Regions from separate parts of the Homo sapiens genome. Here region 1 is linked to region 2. A link is a loop called in an ENCODE intact Hi-C map of the cell type or tissue named here. Cell type or tissue: IMR-90. All regions are shown on one strand.

Region 1 (2,500 bases), 550 kb before region 2:
TTTTCTCAGATGAAGCAAATGATTGGGGCATTCTCTTTATGAGACTCGGCACCATTACCAATGGAGCTTAGATCAGTGTGAGGCCCTGTTCATTTTTTGCCCATGTTATTTGGAAGGACAATATTGTTTTAATGTGTGATAAAGTGTTCACAAATTAGCTTGTTCAGTGGCTTAAATTTGTCATCATTTAAAAATTTTCATTAGCCTTTCCATAATAAATGGCATTATTGATGCTAAATAATTAATATTGTATGGCAAGGCATTTGCTGTCTTTTAACAAGTTTGTGTTTGAATTTTATGTCTTTTGTTAGGTGAAGTTTTCTCCCACACTGCTTTGCTCTTGAAAATGTCTTCCTTTTAAATGAGAAGAATAAGCTCTAATCAAGGGACTCGTTTCTAAAATAGTAGAGTATGAATTAGTGAGCAGGTGGTGCAGGTTTGGTGGCTTTGTGCCTTCAACTCTGTTAGTTCCACCATACGTTATCTGTGACATACTTGGAAGTTCAGTGTTTCCAGCATCTAATGGCACAGTTTACAATTGCGACTTTGCCCAACACAAGTATTTTAAGCATATGTGCACGTGTGCGTGCACACACAGACACATACCCCTTAAAAAAAACAAAAACAAATATGGATCATTGCTTTTATTGGATAAATATAACTTGGTTTATATTATACAATTTTTTTTTCATCTTTTATTAACTGTAGCATTTTCTAAGCTTCTAGTCTGAAAAAAATAGACTGAATATTTTTTCTTACACTTTGACAGAGATAGGCTTTAAACATTTTTTATGAGCACAGGTGAAAAAGCAGGAAGATTGTCAGTTAAGTCGATAATAATTCCAAATGTCAATCTTATCTTGCTGTAAAATTTCACTCCAACCTTGTTGGGTTTAGCCAGTATCAGCTTGAGGATTTGTCCACAAAACTCCTGTGGGAGGATGGACGCCCAGTGGCCTGGACAGCTCACTTTCCACCCTTTCATTGCCTGTCTCTGTCTCCTAGGTTTGTGAGTTGCCTGCTGGAGCAGCCTGAAGTGTTAGTCACCGGTGCAGGAAGAGGACATGCTGGCAGGATCATTCACAAGCTGTTTGTGAATGCCCAGAGGGTATGTGAGAGTCATTATTGACTCCATCATAATCTCTCCAAACCTCTACTTGGGAAGAGGCTGTTTTAGTTCCCACACGTGGCTGATCACACTCATGTCACCTGAGTGTAAGTCTGGGCATTGGGTTTGAACACTGAAGAAACAATGACTTCTGAGTCTTCGAAATCCATTTGATTTCTTACATGTTGAATTAAAATGATAAGTATATTCTAGGACCTAAATTTTAAAAATTAGAAGAGTCCAAAATCCATTGTTATAGAAGCTGGCAGGGAGTCAGTTAGCAATGGCCAGTGCTGTGCTGTGGGAAAAAATGTTTACTCACAGGTACTTTCAAATGAGAATGGAGTTCAGTTTTACCATCTTTAAACCCCATGTAGGGCAAAGTGGAGTCACAACTCAGCTTGAATTATAAATATAATTGTTCTTGTAATGGTGAGGAGATCTACCTTTGAGGTTTCCTAGAAAAGAAGAGGAAAACTTCAGATTTTTAGGGCTGTGGAAACAGATTTCAGCACAGAAAGAAAGCCCAGTTTGAAAAATTATCATAACCATTACCTCTAGTAGTGAAAGTAAAGATTTTAAAATTATATTGTATCTTGGTTACTGGCTAAGGGCTCTGGCATCCTACAGATAATTCTCAGTTCAGGGCTCATTAATATTAGGGATTCTGATAAAGGCGTTATGTGCACTAATTACACGCTTCCCCTTATATGGCACTGTGATTACACTAGAATGACCCAGTTTTGAGAGTGTAATTTTCAGAAACAAATAAGAAAAAGAATTTCTATGTGTCTACACGTGGAATAACAACTGGATAATCCCTGTAGAGTTGGTCTGGAGTACAACTAGTTAATATATTCAAATTCATAGCCAAATACACTGATAGGAATTCTTAGCAAGAGCTAAAATCTGAGTTTGTTTATGGGGCAGCTCCCTAAACCTCAGAATTTCAAATTAATAACCAAATATTTATTTCCTTATAAATTAGACTTCTAGCAAACAATAGATGCTTGCTTTGATTTATTTTGTTTTTCTCTCTGGCATGAAAACAAGAACCGAGTTTGGTTCCACATCTGATAATATCTATCCAGTTCACTACCCAGAAGCTTACAAGCGCATTTCCTTGTTAGCTACCAATATGAATGTTCCTCATATTGCAAAAATTCTTTCCTCTTTGATCATTTTTAATAAGTGACATGTTGGCTGGGTGCGGTGGCTCACGCCTGTAACTTTGGGAGGCTGAGGTGGGTGGATCACCTGAGGTCAGGAGTTCAAGACCAGCCTGGCCAATGTGGTGAAACCCTTTCTCTACTAAAAATACAAAAATTAGCTGGGCGTGGTGGTGAGCACCTGTAATCTCAGCTACTTGGGAGGCTGAGGCAGGAGAATCAC
Region 2 (2,500 bases):
AAAAAAAAAACTAACTGTTCAAAAATACAGCAGTAACTTAATGGTTTCACACTAATAGCCTTTAATTTTTGTCAATATTTTGTTAACTATGTCAGAACATGTTCTGTTGTTTCCTCTATTCTTAGTAATTAGTCTCGCTCTGTCGCACAGGCTGGAGTGCAGTGGCGCAATCTCGGCTCACTGCAAGCTCTGCCTCCTGGGTTTACACCATTCTCCTGCCTCAGCCTCCTGAATAGCTGGGACTACAGGCACCTGCCACCACGCCCGGCTAATTTCTTGTATTTTTAGTAGACATGGGGTTTCACCGTATTAGCCAGGATGTTCTCGATCTCCTGACCTCGTGATCCGCCCGCCTTGGCCTCCCAAAGTGCTGGGATTACAGGCGTGAGCACCGCGCCCAGCCCATTCAAGAATGTTTATAGTCATCCTCCTCTCATTATGCTGTTTTTTTGTTTTTTCCATAGCTCTTCAGTAGGTTACCTGCAACATCCAGGATCAGAACAAGTACAATTTCCTCGAACCACTTCACCATGCAGTTCCCAGCAGCTTCAAGGCCACCAATGTACAGGTATAAAGAAATCAGTGAAAATAAGATGATTGGTTCATATGAGAAATAGTTCGATTACTTTCCTTAGGCATTTCTACAAAAAGCTTCTCAATTTGTGATGTGCTGAAATACACCCACAATATTGAGGGTGCTGTACTGAATCATAGTTAACATGTGCAGTCCACTTCTTCCTTTCCTTCTACTGCTGCTATCACAGTACTATCCTGATTCTCCTTTCTCAGAAGTATTGATACTCTCTAGGGTTATTTCCTATGCCTTCTGTCATTACTCTTCCAGCTGTTCCTGTTTACTCCAAATTACCTTTATGATAAGTGAGATGTTTAGGCCTACAGAGTCCATCTTAATGCCTGTTTAAACACACAATACTTGTAGTGTGATGCACTAGGGCTTCAACCTGGTTTTCTTAGTTAATAGTAAAATTTTATTCAGAAATGTAAAATTACTACTGTTATCCTAGTGTTCAGAAACACCAACTAGTTGCTAAAATATTCTGACTATAGCATCCTAAATTCTGATTTTCAGCTGGACCACCACCGCCACCTGGTGGGGGGATGGTGATGATGCAGCTCAGTGTACCAAACAATCCACAATCTTGTGCCCACTCACCCCCGCAGTGGAAACAAAACAAATATTACTGTGATCACCAGAGAGGACAGAAGTGTGTAGAATTTAGCAGTGTAGACAATATTGTCCAGGTAAGATGGTTTTGTTCATTATCATTTTGAAACGTTACATTTTTGTTACCTAAGATTGACTTATAAGGCTTGAATTTGAAATCCCGTCAGCCAGATTAATAAAAGAATTTGGGCCAGGCGCGGTGGCTCTCCCCTGTAATCCCAGCACTTTTTGGGAGGCTGAGGCACGGGGATCACCCAGTTTCAGACCAGCCTGACCAACATGGTGAAATCCCATCTCTACTAAAAATACAAAATCAGCTGGGTGTAGTGGCACATGCAAAAATACAAAATCAGCCGGGTATGGTGGTAGCATGCATCCCAGCTACTCAGGAGGCTGAGGCAGGAGAATCGCCTGAACCCAGGTGAGTGGAGGTTGTAGTGAGCCAAGATCGTGCCATTGCACTCCAGCCTGGGCAACAAGAGTGTAACTCTGTCTCAAAAAAAAAAGACGGAGGAAAAAAAGAATCAGTGTTTAAATATTATTTGCTAACTTCTGCGTATTCAAAAAAGTGTTTTCTAACTTAAAAAGATAAACTAGATCTAAAATTTGGTGAAGAAAAATAAGCATTTATCCTACCTTTCCCATATGACTATATATTAATGTAACCAAATAGTTGATAAGGGAATGTTCTCTGTAGAATAATCCAGTTAATAAATGCAGAAGCAATGGTAGAATTAGAAAATTGCCAGAAAATCATCAGCAGATCCTAAAAATATTAGATTAAAAAGTTTTGGTTGAGAAACTGCTCACTTTAAAAAAAAATTTTGAGAGGTATTTTAAATGGATGAATTAGAGAGACAGCCCTGAATCCACTGATCAGTTGTAACATCACTAAAAGTGGGCCAGCCAAACATTATTTACCTCTTCATGTGGTATAGAAGGAAGTACACAGCATTACTTATGATATACTCTTACCGAAATTTGAATCTATTCAAGCCTCTAACCCTAGCTACTAGTTTATGGGAAATATAAGAAGAAACAAAAACAAATTACCTGATACCTGATACCAGTGGGACATTTTACTTGACAAATTGGCCCTGTTACTTGAATAGATGGCATTTTGAAATAGGAGCTTGGTCTGTTATACATTAAAAGAGACTCAAGAGGTATAATATCAGATATAATGTATGGATCTTATTTGGATATTGAATGATCAAAAGACATTTTTTAAGGCCAGGCGCAGTGGCTCATGCCTGTAATCCCAGCACTTTGGGAAGCTAAGGCAGACCTGGAACGCAGGAGTTCGAGACCAGC

Evidence for each region. Peaks named below come from ENCODE experiments on the same cell type or tissue, not always from the same donor. Only the 100,000 strongest peaks of a DNase experiment are listed, where the experiment ranks them.
Region 1: it touches region 2 in a loop (2.6-fold over the local background); 4 of 110 quality-filtered maps call a loop at or near these places.

What each region holds. Positions count from the first base shown.
Region 1 is chr2:135,163,589-135,166,088 of GRCh38, forward strand. RAB3GAP1 (RAB3 GTPase activating protein catalytic subunit 1) reads left to right here. Exons shown (of 24, transcript NM_012233.3): 23 at 1,006-1,108. Among named protein-coding and RNA genes, the nearest start is that of SNORA40B, 28 kb to the left of the region's middle. In IMR-90, no CTCF peak of the experiment used is centred here; a DNase peak (open chromatin) is centred at 1,043.
Region 2 is chr2:135,708,969-135,711,468 of GRCh38, forward strand. R3HDM1 (R3H domain containing 1) reads left to right here. Exons shown (of 27, transcript NM_001378107.1): 22 at 465-568; 23 at 1,091-1,263. Among named protein-coding and RNA genes, the nearest start is that of UBXN4, 32 kb to the right of the region's middle. In IMR-90, a CTCF peak has its summit at 1,110 (motif pointing left); no DNase peak of the experiment used is centred here.